Regions from separate parts of the Mus musculus genome. Here regions 1 and 3 are each linked to region 2. A link is a loop called in an ENCODE intact Hi-C map of the cell type or tissue named here. Cell type or tissue: heart. All regions are shown on one strand.

What was found. Hi-C counts contacts between places; a loop is a spot of excess contacts. Peaks named below come from ENCODE experiments on the same cell type or tissue, not always from the same donor. Only the 100,000 strongest peaks of a DNase experiment are listed, where the experiment ranks them.
Region 1: a loop joins it to region 2, with 7 times the contacts of the local background. A loop is called at or near these places in 1 of 42 quality-filtered maps.
Region 3: a loop joins it to region 2, with 2.1 times the contacts of the local background. A loop is called at or near these places in 1 of 42 quality-filtered maps.

Annotation. Positions count from the first base shown.
Region 1 is chr4:120,823,473-120,828,472 of GRCm38, forward strand. It overlaps Nfyc (nuclear transcription factor-Y gamma), which reads right to left and starts at 2,269. Exons shown (of 10, transcript NM_008692.4): 1 at 2,058-2,269. In heart, no CTCF peak of the experiment used is centred here; DNase peaks (open chromatin) are centred at 1,779 and 2,299; H3K4me3 peaks cover 2,296 bases; H3K27ac peaks cover 2,715 bases.
Region 2 is chr4:120,567,729-120,572,728 of GRCm38, forward strand. It overlaps Ctps (cytidine 5'-triphosphate synthase), which reads right to left and starts at 2,548. Exons shown (of 19, transcript NM_016748.2): 1 at 2,423-2,548. In heart, no CTCF peak of the experiment used is centred here; DNase peaks (open chromatin) are centred at 2,313 and 2,563; H3K4me3 peaks cover 3,812 bases; H3K27ac peaks cover 3,414 bases.
Region 3 is chr4:120,284,823-120,289,822 of GRCm38, forward strand. It overlaps Foxo6 (forkhead box O6), which reads right to left and starts at 2,439. Exons shown (of 2, transcript NM_194060.1): 1 at 2,017-2,439. The coding sequence starts at 2,430. In heart, a CTCF peak has its summit at 3,092 (motif pointing left); DNase peaks (open chromatin) are centred at 1,953, 3,139 and 4,979; H3K4me3 peaks cover 2,589 bases; H3K27ac peaks cover 1,552 bases; H3K27me3 peaks cover 3,082 bases.

The DNA.
Region 1 (5,000 bases), 260 kb after region 2:
TCTACCGCCCTCCCCTGCCCGCACCTCTCTCTCGCACACACACAAAACCTAAATAAATAATAAATAAGGGCTCCAGCTGGTCTTGGTAACACCTTTAATCTCACCATTCCTGAGGAAGGAGGTGGATCTCTATGAATTCCAGACCAGCCTGGCCTTATATAGTGAGACCACCATCTCAAAAAGGAAAATAAAATAAGCTCCAGGTTGGCATGGTAGCTCACCTGGTAAGAGCTCTTGCCACAAAGCCTGAGGACTGGAATTCCTCCCATGGATTTCACATGATGGAAGGAGGGAATGAACATACCTACAAGCTGTCCTCTGACCTCCAGAATACTATGGCTCACACACTCACATGTACATAATAAATTAAAATGTAATAAAAATTTCAAAATAAAAAAGAATTAAGAGCTCCAAGATCCCAGAGTGGTGGGACTCTCTGGGAAATCTCATCAGTTAGGATGTGGATCTAGAAGAATCTGGAGTGAAAGGTCATTACCAGCTACATACAGAGCAAGCAAGAGTAGCCTGGACTACAGGAGAACTTGCCTCAAAAGAAAAAAGGTAAAGAAAGAGTAAAGAGGGAAGAGGAAGACAGAGAAGAGGAGGAGAAGGAAGGATATGAAGTGGGAACTCTAAAAGCAGTGTAAGGATGGAGAATCCCATCTGTGTCTGGATCTGGGCTGTCACTTACTAGCTGTGAACTTAACCAAATTCCTCGTGGTTTTGTCTTCCTTTTAGAGTCTCACATCTTACAGGCTGACCTCAAATTCCTGGGCTCAAGCAACCCTCTCACCCTAATCTGCACGGCTGCTCCCACAACAAGGACAGTACACCTGACTCCAGCAACTTACAAACTCTTGCTTGTTCCCTCACAGAATGAGGATGGCACTGCCAATATCTGTGTGACTGTAAAATATACTCATACACCCAGGTAAGCACGCGAAACAAGGTCTATTACTCCTGAGTTTGTCTCACCTGCCCTCTGAACTGAAAGTTAAGAGAGATCAATTTTAAGGGGGAAGTGGGGTAACTCAGTTGGTAGAATGTTTGTCTAGCAAGCACAAAGCTCTGATCCTATATTCTTCTTAGACCAGTGAAAATTTCATATATAACATCTCAAAACTAGCATGATCCCAAATCCTGTAACCCCCAACTTCCCAATTATGCAAATACATTCTACAGCTGACTTTCTGATTCTACTTAATGTAATGTTAAAATGGCATTCAGCCTCTAAAAGTTGATACACCTGTCCAGTGGGATCCGGCTGTTTACCTGTTTCCCACTCTCCATTTCAGAACCCAGAATGGAGTCTGGAGTTCTACACTAATCCTCCGGGTTTCAAAACCCAAATTCTTACAGCAGGCTCCCTAATCCGATTCTGTCCTTCTGGTCCTCACTCCCACTACTTCCATACCATGCACTCAGACTTCTACTCAGGGTCATTCCCAAGCTGGATCAATTTCCAAGTCTAGCACCCCTAGGTCTCGAAGACACTTCTGTTCCGTGTTTACAAAGCAGGGGCTTGCACACCCCATCTTGTAGTTGACCGTGCCTCTGGTATTAGTAGTGACCCCTCCCCGTTGCAGGCCACACGCCAGGCTACCACTCTCTTTCTCCTCTGGGCCTCCGGCTCCGTCCCGGAGACTCCCCGCCACGCTGGCATTAGAGGGACCGTCGCCCTGCCGCCAGAGCCTGAGCAGCTAGCATCCCGACAGCCGCCAATTCCTTCATCACCCCCCAGGCCGGAGCCGGCGTGACCAATAAGGTGCCAGGTCCGCGGCCTCCCCGCCGCCGACCAATCACGAGCGAGCCCCCCCGCCGTCGCCTTCCGCCAATGGGAGAAAGCCCGCGGGCCCAGGCGCACGGACCCCGCGAGCGCAGCCGCGACGACAGCGGCGGGCCCGGCGAACACATAACATGGCGGCGGCAGAGCCGACCGAAGTGCAGCGGCGGCCGCAGAGGGAAGGGAGCTCTCCGCCATTGGCGGGAAGCACCGCCCTCACTGCCGGCCGCCCCCTCTCTCTCTCCCCTCCTCACCCAAGCTTTCATACACTCACAGGCCTCTACTCCGGCGTCCAGCGAAGAAAGCAGCCGCCCCCGCGCTGCTGCGCCGTCGGGCAATGCAGAGGCCCGGGCGCGGCGGAGGGGAGGGGGAAGCGTGCGTCACGAAAAACCGGAGCGCGTGCGGAGCGGGGGCGCAAACAAGATGGCGGCCGCGCCGTTTGTACCGTCTCCCCTGCCCCTCCCCCCACTCCGCGCCTCGACTCCCAGCAACGCGTAGTGCGCAGCGGCTGAGGTGCCTGAAGTCTCGCGAGAATTGTCTTGCCTGGCCAAGCGGGATAGTGAGAGCGGAGACTTTTGGGGCCCCGCCCCTTCCCAGGGGCGCGGGAGGCGTTTCTCGGTGACCTCCGAGGACGTTCTATATCCTTGAAGCTCTCAGCTAGGATGCGCTCGCTTCTGGGTTTTAGGAAATAGTTTTCCGTGTTTTGTTCTTCAAGGAAATGAATGGTAGGGAGAGAAGAACTTCGCGGGCATGGAAAATTTAAAAAGCCGCCTGGGGCTCAGCAAACCGGACGACCTGAATTCGATTCTTGGAACCCAGGATGGACCAGAAGAACAGAGTCCTGAAAGCTGAACTCTGATCATTAATGTGCGACGCGCGCGCGCACACACACACACACACACACACACACACACACACACACACACACACCAGTAAGTGAAGAAATAAAATTTCCAAACAACCAAAAAGGTGACATTTTAAAACGTTAAAATTGGCATAAAAAGGGCTGGAGAGATGGCTCAGTGGTTAAGAGCACTGACTGCTCTTCTGAAGGTCCTGAGTTCAAATCCCAGCAACCACATGGTGGCTTACAACCATCCGTAATGACATCTGATGCCCTCTGGTGTGTCAGAAGACAGCTACAGTGTACTTACATAAAATAATAAATATTTTTTTTAAAAATTGGCATAAAAAATTAAAGAGTTGGGAGGTGGCTCAGTAAAGTGCTTCCTACAAGCATTAAGACCTGCATTAGCCCCCCCAACACTCCATAAGCCACTAGCACAGTAGTCTCCCATACCTGAAAGGCTTGAAAAGAAACCTGCCAGCCTAGCTAAATAAGCAAGCTCCTGGTTCAGTGGGAGGCCCAGTCTATACAAATAGGTTGGGGCCAGCGCGGTAGAACTGAAATTCCAGCACCTGGGAAGACGGAAGCAAGAGGGTCTGTGAGTTCAACGCCAGCCTTGTCGAGTTCCAGGACTTCCAGAATTACGCAGGGAAATCCTGTGTCAAAAAATAGGGTGAAGTTTCCACTGAAGACATCTAGATGTTGCCTTCTATGGGCGAATGCATTCCATGCAAATACATTAACACAATATGTATGGCTTGGTGTGGTAATACATGCCTCTAATCTTGGCACTTTAGGCTGAATATGGAAGCCAACCATTTTGGGGAGGTGGGGGTGGGGATGGGGAAGTGTAGTATTTCACAAGGCCTGTCTATAACTGGTTGTCCGGTGCTCATTATGTAGTCCACACTGACCTTAAACTCAGCTAAATCTTCCTTACTTAGCCTCGGGGTCCTGGGATTACAGACATAAACTACCATGCCCAGCACACACACACACACACACACACACACACACACACACACACGAAAAGAAAAGAAAAAAGAAAAGAAAAGAAAAGAAAAGAAAAGAAAAGAAAAGAAAAGAGAAAAGACAGGAGGCAGAGGCAAGCGGATTTCTGAGTTCGAGGCCAGCCTGGTCTACAAAGTGATTTCCAGGACAGCCAGGGCTACACAGAGAAACCGAAACTCTGTCTCGAAAAGCCCAAAAAAAAAAAAAAAAAAAAAAAGAATTTTGTTTTTACTGGATACCCCAAATAAGAAATTGTATTTTGACTGAGATGTGGGTGTAGATGAGGGTGAAGTGAATAATTAAAATGCCTATGGCCCTGGGAAAGACCTCCTGCTCCAGAAAGAAAGAGAGGCAGGCCTGAGGATGCAGTTCAGTTGGTAGTGAGTTTGCCTGGTATGGAAGCCCTGGTTCAGTCTCCACCATGGCATAAAACCTGGTGTGGTGGAACATGCAGTTAATCCCAAGACTCAGGAGATGACTAGAAAGATTAGAAATTCAAAATAGCTGGGTGGCAGTGGTGGTACGTCTTTATTCCCAGCACTCAGTGACAGAGGCAGGTAGATTTCTGAGTTCAAGGCCAGCCTGGTCTACAGAGTGAGTTCCAGAAGAGTCGGAATCTCTGCATAGTGAATTTCAGGACAGGGCAGAGAGAAACTCTTGTCTCAGGGTGAGGAAAAGTTCAAAAGCAAATTAACTAAATGGTTTAGCCAGTAAAGACACTTGCCTCCAAACCAGATAACTTGAAATCAGTGACTGAGACTCAAGGGGTATCAAGATAATCCTCTGCTAACTAACAGTTAAGGGGCGGGAAGGAAACTTAGGTAAACAAAGAAAAACTTGAGAAGTCTACAAATATTTGTTTGAAAATTATGTTTTTTGAAAAATGAAAAATTGGGGACTTGGAGAGATGGCTCAGTGGTTAAGAGCACTGACTGCTCTTCTAGAGGACCTGAGTTCAATTCCCAGCAACCACATGGTGGCTCACAACCATCTGTAATGAGATCTAATGCCCTCTTCTGGTGTGTCTGAAGACAGCAACAGTGTACTAATATACATAAATAAATAATTTTTTTTTTTTTTTGGTTTTTCAAGACAGGGTTTCTCTGTGTAGCCCTGGCTGTCCTGGAACTCACTCTGTAGACCAGGCTGGCCTCGAACTCAGAAATCCGCCTGCCTCTGCCTCCCAAGTGCTGGGACTAAAGGCGTGCGCCACCACGCCTGGCTAAATCTTTTTTTTTTTTTTTTAAATCTGTGTTCTGCTACACAGAAACTTAAAAAAATGTAAAAATTGCATAGAAACAGCCCAAATTACTAGAGATTATACTGTAATTAAGTATGGACAGTTTACAGGGGCTGTAC
Region 2 (5,000 bases):
CATCTGTACTTTAAGTTGCTTCTTGGCAGCAATCTCTCACAGGTATGCCCTACAGAAATGATACAGGCTGCAGGAAATGGAACTTGTGAAATAACCCAGTCAGAAGCACACACTGAATAGGGAAGATAACATTAAACTCATAAACCCATAGGGTAATAATGTAGTGGCAGGGAGTAAAAGAAACATGTGAGACAAGTAGAGTGGATACAAGACCAGCAGAGTTAAATGTCAAGTGAAAACAGCATCAATACGCAATGACATAGTGACATGTCAAAAGATTTATCACCAGTCCCCAGCTTCAGAGGCCACCAATTGGTCAGCAAAGCCAAATGTGACCAAAAAGAGAAAATGCCGCCACCAAGCATCAAGAAATGCTTGCTTTAGCACAGAGAAGACACTTCCCCCCTCTAAAAACCCTGTGTGAAGCCAAATTAAAACAAAAATAAGCTAAGGAACAAAGAAAGGGGAATTCTGCAGGACGCATTTCCCAGCTCCACTCCTCCCAGGAACGAGAATGAACAAACTTGGCAAGGAAAGCATAATGCTTGAAATACCTTTCCCCTTACACAGTAAGGAATGTTATCCTGCTCTTTCTACCCTCTGCGCAGTCGTTTCAAAAGTGTACTTCTACAAAATACAACTGGGTTTCCCAGAAAGGTTTTGACAGGATAAGGTACTCCATGCCTGTAAAGAAAGGGGCACTTGGAAAGAGAAAGGAGGGTTGCCCCAAGTTCAAAGACACCTGATCTACATACATATGGAATTCCTATCTCAAAAGAGGGGAAGGTGACTTTATGGGCAGAAAAAAAAAAAAAATCAAAAGAAATGATGACTAGTCTTTAACCCAAGACCTTCAGGAGTGTTTAGTATGCTTATGCAGACTGTGAACCCCAAAAGGGTAGACAATATCCTTGAGAGAAAAACTGTATCACCTCATAATTATATGGTTCCTTCTTATTAATGCATTTATCAAACTTGGCTATATTTTAGTATTTTAGATAAGTCCAAACCTGGCATCCTGGCATTTCTTACTAAGACTACAGCCTAGACTCACTGAGTCAATTTCTGATGTTCCTACAGATTCCTCAGTTCAGAACAGGTTGTCACGGGATCACCTCATCTTGTCCCAACTTTATTCAGATCTCTCTGTGTGTATGTGCGTGTGTGTTTCTGAGAGAGAGAGAGATTGAGACTCAGACAGACAGACAGACAGACAGACAGACACTAAGATTCTGGCAGTCTCCCAGAGTGACTGGCAAAAAAATATTCCAAAAGCCACAAAGAGCCAGTTGGAGAGGACCCATTCCCTAACGTTTACAAACTACCTATTATGGGAGAGCTACTCACATGCTGGGGGTACCACAAACTTAAGTCAAATGTGGGTCCAACTTAAGTATCTCCGGGAGAGATGACCTGGACTGAGGGAGGATCCAGGAGCTCCTTTTGAAAACCTGCCTTGTAATGGGCCCGTAAGGCTGACTGACTGAAATGAGCTAGGAATCAGGCAAAGCATGAACAAGCAGGTGAGCCCACAGGATGCACCAAGAAAAAAAGATTAGGGCAAAGGGATGGCCAGGGGCCAGTCCATGGGCAAAGTTGAATGTCCACGCTGCACTTTTTTTTCTGAAGATGACAAGACACAAAAGGTTTTTCAAGTACAGGAGCTATAATATAGAGCAAGGGGCACCAGATAAATTCACGAATGAAAAATGTGAAAGCTTTTGTTAAAAAAAAAAAAAAATGAAGTTGGTGAAAATCAGGCTCAGGATCCACCGCAGATGTGCTGAAATCTAAATCTAGCCCCGAAGTGCCTGATGCCCGGGTTCGCACCGCCGTAAAAAGTGGGACGAGAACCACAGCAGCACCCACCCGCGTCACCCGGCTGCTGAGGATTTAAAATAATGAGTGTGGACGTAAGGCAGCCACGCTGACGTAGTGGCCTCAAGAACGCCAGCATCTTCGCGCTGGGCTGGAAAGAGAGACAGCAGCTGGGTAGCCTGGGCCGTGAGGCCCAGCGAACCTACAAGCCCCTTCCTCCCGCGCGCCGGGCAGCGCCGGGAGGAGCTCAAGGCCGCCAGTCGGGCCCCATCACAGGCTGGGGCTCTGGGAGACCCCTCCGCGGCGGCACACCGCGCTCTCTACCTCACCAAGCCCGGCTGCCCGCGTCGCCGGACTCGGCCCCTTTCCTTAGCCGGGCCACGCGGCCCGCGCGCGGGAGCCGGCAGCTCGCGTTCCGGGACTGCCCGCCCCACTCCCGTTAGAGATGCAGCCCATTGGGCAGAACGCCGGGCCAGCTCTCCCCTGATTGGTGAGAAGAGACGTTTATCGCCCCGGCGGCGTGGCCGTCCGCGCCGGGCTCTGTCGGCGCCACAGGCTCTTGCACCCGGGAGCCGTTCCACCGGGATCCCTGAAGTCTGCCTACCTGAGGCCGGCTTCGGAGTCTCGTGTCAGCCACAGCAAGGCCGGCGCGCGCGTGGTGAGCCTCGGGCAGCCAGTGCTCGGCCGGGCCGCATGCGCCAGCCGTCTTTCTGAGAGGCGGGCTCTAGGCGGTGCGCACGCAGAGGGCGGGGAGAGGCGGGCCCAGGGGAGGGTGGGGCTAGGGCGCGCATGCGCGGGACGTCTCGCCGCAGCTTGTTGAGTGGCTACTGCGGGTGGGTCTCGGGAGTTGTGGGTTCTGTGGGCTTCCTCGCCCGAGGTCTAGAGGATGCTGGTGACTCGCATCTAACCGGAACCCTGAGGGCCTTTGCCTGGTCCCGCAATAGCCGGTGGACACTCTCACCTCCCATCCGCCTTCCCTCAGGCTGCGGGCCAAATCATCTCGTGCTCTCGCCCCGCACCGCCGCCTTCTCCCGGTGCCTGCTTGTCTCCCTCTTAGGCCGGGCCGCTTGGCTTCACGTCCTAGCCAGCTGCCTTTCCACACAACGCACCCTGACGGTGCCTGCATTAGAACAACTGTCGCGAGCCTACTTCCATCCGGCACTAAATGTAGAGAGGCAAACGAGCCCACTTCTAACAAGTCATGGGGATTTTCACAGACGATTGGGACTTGGGGAGTTAGTGTACAGCGGGTTCTGAACACGTAGCAGAAACGTTTACTGGCAAGGAAGGGAGGGAGGAATAGAAAATGAGGCAGAAGAAAAAGTCTGTGTGCACATTCCAGGCGAGGTCCAGAAGAGCCTTGCAGAGTGAACAGTGCAGGCTGGAGAGGTTGGAAGGGCAGCTCTATGCAGAGCGTTGTAGGCAAAAGATTTACAGCACCCAAGGTGATGATTTTGTCTTTTGAATACTACATAAACCCATGTGAGTTTTTAATACCCTCCACCCTGCAAAAACTACACAAAGGTTTCCTTAGGAAGTACCTTGTACCTTGAACTCCATCCAGGAGGCTTGTTTCCTTCCATTAGGAGTAATTTATTGCTTTTTTTTTTCTTCTGTCTTTGCTGAAAGAGTTAAAGAAAAGGTATGCCTCCCATGACCATACTGGTTTTTTTCAGGAAAATGACTCAAACAAGTAGAATTCCAAGAAACCACTTAGGAGAATTCTACAGGGGCTTCTCTCGGAGACTTCCGGATTCTTTCAGATCCCAACCAACAGCATGCTCTGAGTCTGCCCAAATACCCAAACTGCTCTGCTCCAAGAAGCTTCCATAAGAGGTACAAAACTGAACTCCTCCCCCAGTCGCTCTTCTGGGGGACCCCTTCACTCCCCTCCACTCTCCCATATTCTCTTTGATGGTCTTGCTTTCCATTTCACCAAGAAAATGCAAGCCAACAAGAGAACTTCTGTCTACCAGCCTGCTTTCATGTGTGCGAGCAGCATGGTCTTTCATCTTGGTACTTCAGACAAGTGGCTGCAGTGGAGAGGGCAGCCCCCCTCTTCTCACTGCTTCAGGTGCCATACAACTCACCGATGCCTGGGATGTCTCCCCTCCACATCACCAGTTTTCTCCTTCTACTACCCCAGTGCAGAGTGTTACATGGTTCTCCCATGTTTGCCCAGGGCCCTTGTTTGTCTACAGCCATCTCTGCTTCACCTCCCAGTCTGTCACTTTTCAGCAAAACTCGAGGAAAATGTTGGCACTGACTATCTCTGGGTTTTGTTTTCCACCCTTTTCCTTGTACGAGTTCTAGTCAGCCATTGTTCATGTTCCTGTTAACTAAATATTTTTATGTGTTTTGGTCATGAGCCAATGTCGTTAAAGCCTGAACTATGTCCAGCCCAGTTTATGTTCTGTAATTCCACCAAAAATGTTTTGATCAAAAATCAAGTTCATGTTCCCAAACCTTATCTCTGAACATAGGGTACAGATTCTAATTCCATACCTGTTCTCAGACCCTAAAGGAAGACAATATGTGCATGATGTGAATGCATTTATGCATACTTAAACTACTTGTTTTCCTAACCTTAGACTCAGTCTTCCTGTAAGCTTCTATGTGCAGCCATAGTCCCAAAACACAGCCCCCTGAACTGACATCCTCTGTGGCATCTTATGTCCCCGCTGGTCATTCCCTCCCTAAAATGGTCTTCTCCTGGCTTCTTGGAAACCATATTCATTTTTTTCCCTGAGTTATAGGCCTCCTGCATCTGCCTAGATCCTCTTCTTGACCTGTAAATAGTGTTCTGCCTTGGGCCTTATTTTAAAAGTCTCCACTTAAATCATCTTCTAAATAATCATGTTCAAAATGACAACTCTGGAATTGATATCCCTAGCCTGGACTTGTTCTGAACTTCATGAGTAATTCCCCTCCTAGCACAGTACTTAGTCAGCTAGGCATCTTGTCCTCCATCTCCACCTGCCTCTCTGGGATGCCTTTCATCATCAACTGCTCCTCAGAGAATGGGGTCAAGGCAAACTTTCTAAAAAGGGCAGGTCACCCATACTCGATGCTACACAAGCAACTGAGCTCTGTCTTCATAGCACAGAAGTTGAAACAGTTAATACATCATGAAGTAAGTATGGTTTTTCCGAAGAAAACTGTGTTTCGCTGGGAGATGGTGG
Region 3 (5,000 bases), 280 kb before region 2:
CACGCTGCCATCATATCCTATGTTTTATGTCGGCCTCTGTTCAACACCAGCAGCAGCTTCCTCTCGCCAGGGCTAGCCAGGCATGTTCCAGAGGCTTGCTGGGACCGGGAGAGGTGGGTGACATACCTTGGTTGGAGTAGAACCTTAGGCAGTTAATTGACTCTCGTCCTCTGGGCCTCAGAGACCACCCCTATGAATGGTTATAGTAAAACCCAGCTCAGGGACTACTGAGAGCTTTAAAGATATGGGAAGAGTCTGGCACAGAGCTCGGCCCCAACATGCTTGCTCAGAACTGCAGCTGCCTCCAGGCTTCTAGCTTCAAATCCCTGCTTCCTATCTTTCCCCAGTCTCCTTCATCCATCCAAACCTGCTGGAGCTCTGCCTCTTACAGGAAGCCCTCCTGATCTGCTCAGGTCCTGGCACTCTTCGCCAATCCACAGTCTCTTTTACCATCTACCCATCTCTTTACTCTCAGCATGCATACACTGGTGGCTTCTTGGGCCAGACTCTCTGTAAGGTGCCATGGGGACAGAAGAGTCCTAACACTGACACCGTCGTTCAAAAGTAAAGGAGGGAGGGAGGGAGCAGGAGGTAGGGCACACATGATTGACTCATGATGCATGCCTTAGGGCCAGGAAAAAAAAAGGTGGGTAGGTGGGAGTCCTGAGCTAGCTAACAAGTGTTAGGGAAGGCTTCTTGGAGGAGGCACTGGGACCCTGTGCCCTGAGGAGAGTGACTACATCTCTGGGAAGGAGTGGAAGGAAGGTGGACACAGCAGACAAGAAGCAGAGCAAGCCCAAGAGCAGGGCACACTTGAGAGAAAGTTGTATTCTGGTGGGAACTGAGATGTAGGGGACTGGAAAATGGAGGGGATGAGACTCAGGTCTACTTCTGTGTCTTGTGTTCCTGCCCCATAATGGTCAAGGAGAGCCAAAGAAGATGCCAGTGTACAGGAATCCCAAGAGCCGGGGGCTCCCAGATCAGGACTCCCAAGTGCATCTAGATCTGGCCATGGCTGCTGCCCCTCTCCTCAGATCTTGCTGCCAATCAACACCCCAAACAGCCTCATCTCTGGTCACAGACATGTCTTCCTCACAGTGACTACCTCTCCCACAAGAGGTCCCCTCATGCCTTTTCACCCCCAAGTGCATAGGCTAGCCCCATTTCCCAACAAGATGGACAGAGGAGGAGCTGGATCTAGAAGCTACAATCCAGTAAAGCCCCCATCCAAGTCTTCTCCCAAGATGGCTCTCCCCTTTCCACTGCCTGCCACTGAGGTCTCTCTAGGGGTGCCCCACTCCTTAAGTGCATCTGAGCCCAGAAAGCCAGGGAAGTGAGAGATAAGTTGCCCGAGTGGGTAGAAATAGACCCCCCCCCCAGACCTCAACACCATTCCCACAAGTCCCAGCAGGGAGCCTAAAGCACCTCCCCCACCCCATGCTGTACCAGGGAAGGGGCTGACAACTGCCCCATGAAGAACTCATCTCCGGTGGTCTGCCATGCTTTTCACCCCGACTAGGCTCCAGGATGAACTCTCAACACTATAGAAAGAATTGCATGGGGTTGGGGGGGGGGGAGGCTTGATCTGTTAGCACTCTTCACCATGGGGCCAGTGTCAGGAAGGCCAGGGAAGATTTGAGAGGGAAAGCAGACAGGAGCCCCGGGTCATGACTCCAGCTCTTTAAAGCAAGTACCCTGGTGGAGAGGGTAAAACAAGTCACACAAAACAAAGGGGGCTCCCTACTGTCCGTGGTCTGGAAATGAGTTATGCTATTATACGCTCAATGACAGGCCAGGGATAATCCTCTGGGATGCCTCAAAAAGGTATCCCCTGTCACCCTACCAGACCTCCAATCCCGCGCATCCTTCCTAGGGGACATGAATGAATACAGCTGCTGCCAGCATGCCCCCGCCTGTCAACTGACCTGCCCCACGCCCTGGGCGCGCACTCCATGACCCCTAGGGGTGTTCCAGAGCCCCCCTCCCTGTAGCCTGCCCGGAGCCCGGATGCCCCACCTTCCAGCCGGCCGAGCTGTTGCTGTCGCCTTTATCCTTGAAGTAGGGCACGTAGCGGACCATCCAGTCGTAGATCTGCGAGAGCGTGAGTCTCTTGTCCGGGGCGCTCTCGATGGCTTTGGTGATGAGGTCGGCGTAGGAAAGGTTCCCCCACGCGTTCCGTCGGGAGCTCTTCGCTTTCCGCAAGGGTCCGACCTCTGCGCCCAGCGGAGGCGCTGGGGCCATCGCTGGGGCCGTCGCCCTGCGTTCCGGCCCGCAGTCCTCGGAACCCTCGGCTACTCCTGCACCCAGCGCCCCGTCCTCGTCGCCGGCCAAGTCCGGCTGCGGCAGAGGCCAGGTACACGAGCGCGGCCGGCTCTGCGGCGCGAAGTCCGGGTCCACGTCCACCTGATGCGCTCGCAGCTTCGCAGCCATGGTCCCGCCCGGCTCGGGCGAGGCAGGGAGGGAGGCTCCGCGGAGGGTGGGCGCGCGGCTCTGGGATCTGCGCGCCCCGGGGAGGCCCGCGGGAGGGGTCCCTGGCGGCGCCGGCTCAACCGCGGGGCGCCATGGGCCGGGGAGCGGAGGCAGGAGGCTGGACAAACTGGCGAGCACGGAGGGAGGCAAAGACCCAGGCAGTGAGGGGGCGGCGGCCCGGGAGCCCAGCGGGCACACACCTCGCCCAGCCCAGCTTCTAGCACCTGCCGCCTGTCTGTGCCCGCAGCCACCACCGCCACCGCCGCTGCCGCCGCTCCGCGGGCGCCGGTCCCGCGCGCGGGCCCCGCTCTCCCGGGACGAGGCTGGCTTGCACCATGCCGGAGCCCGAGCCCGTGCCAGAGCCCGCGCCGCCGCCGCCCCGTGAATGCCGCCGCCGCTCCGGCTCCAGCGCCAGCTCCCGCGCCTGCCGCGCTCAGCGCCGGCTGCACCTCGGGATGGGCGGGGGACGGGGACGGGGCGGACCCGGAGCAAAAGGAGGCGGGGCGTGCTCGCCCAGGGCCGCGGAATCCTTGCTTACTGGGTGCCCCGCCTGCTGACTGTGGGGGGCGTGGAGCTCCCGCTAAGGGCGACCCCGCCGAAGCCCCGCACGCCACAGCGCCCCCTAGGGAGCAGGCGAGAAACGTCTGGCGCGGCCCCGCCCCCTGCCGGGCTCGGGGAGGGCAACGTAGGGGCGGATCCCGAGTGCTTCCATTGGTGCACAGCGGGGCTGCCCCGCCCACAACCTTCAAAGGATTCCTCCCAGGAGCGCGTCAGCAGGTTATTGTTACAACCCGGGGTTTCCCGGGGCAACAGAAATGGGGCGGGGCTCGGAACACTGGTCCCTCCCCGCTTCTACCATCCCCAGAAATGCCCCGCCCTCCTCTTCTGGACCCTTGACGTTTCCAAGTCTTCCTTCCAACAGCCAGACTAAGGGTTGATCTAACTCTCGTCTCTTTGTGCCATGGACCAGTCTAGGGAAAAGAAATGGTTTGATAATTCCTGGATTGTAGGCCAGGCGTTATACCACAACCCTACCTGTTCTCTGTGCAAATGGGGCTTCCTGGGCTTTTACTGTGCTTGCAAGCACAATTTTAGAGCATTGGTTCTCAAAGTTCAGTGTGTGGTAGGTTTTATCCTACAGAGGATTAAAACAGATGCCTGAACCCCGACCGTCGAGTGTCTGGCGGCAGGTCTGTGCTGGGGCCGAGACTTCACATTTCTAGCAAGCTGACAGGCACTAGGGACCTCACTTTAGGTACCACTGTCTTCCAGGCTGTGGAAGGTTCCCAAAGGGGCTGTTGAAACAAGTGCTCACCCCCAAAGTTAAGAACGGTTGGGGAGGAACTCACTCGTTTAATGGGTATATATTGAACATTTTCATTGTTCCTGTCTTCTTTCAGGGCTCTATGGTAAGAGCAGCAAATGGAGACAAATGAGGTCCCTACTGTATAGACTAGTAGAGGACTCAGATGTTAATCCCATCGTCACGTGACCTCAAAGGGAGCAGCTCCTAAGAGGTTATGCAGTCCATTACCTCATCCCAAAGGGTCCGGGAGGCTAAGTCTCCAGTCACCACTCCATCTGCCAGCCTATGCTCAGGCTATGCCGTATGCCTACAAACATTCCCAGCTGTGAGGCCTCCACCAAAACTCAGCTTAAACATCAGTCTAACCCTGGCACTTCTTCTAACTCAAACCCCCTCACATGCCTGACTATTCCCTGCTTGCCCAGATGCTTGCTGCCCTGCCAGCAAACCTTCATGTCCCTTTGGCACAGTCTCCTGTTTTGCTGATCAGGAAACTGAGGTCCAGAGTGGGGGAAGCAACCTACCAAAATTAACATGTCCAACACTAGAGTTTCCAAGTCTTAACCTCCTCCTGGCCAGTACCTGCTTCCTAAAGGGACTAGGGAGGTGGAGTTCTCTGGGCAGTAGAAGAGCTGTATTCTCACTAAGGGAAACAGCCTCCTCTTTAAAAACTTCCTTTCCTCAGATTGAAGCCCAGGGAGAGGATAGAAGTAAGTGAAAGCAGGTAGGGCTTTGATTGACAGGCTGGAGCTCTCCCAGGGGATGGGGGATGGAGCAAGCCCATTTTGCAGATGATTAACATCAGCCTGAGTCACGTCCCAAAGGCAGGGGTGGGTATGGGAACTATGTGCTACCCCCTTACATATACACATGCTCCAGGTGGTTCTGTTTAGAACCATCCAGGGCTGAAATCACTGCTGGCCCCTTCCCACAGTTCATAGATGCCCTTCTTGCCTGGGGAGTCAACACTGGCTCTACTTCTTGAGTTCCTTGGAGGCTAGCTTCTTGCCATCCTTGAGATCAGGCCTGGCTCTTAGTGTGACATGAGAGCTTGCTGGGGACCACACCATGGCTGGATGAAACTTAGCTGGGGGTTCTGGCACAGGCTGTCACTGCAGGGTTGGGAAGCCAGGTTGGCAGAAATGCCCAGAGGCTGACTCAGGATCTGCTCTGCCCCTGCCTGCCTAGTGGCCACAGCTGCTGTCTGTCCTGTCCTCTGGGGCCT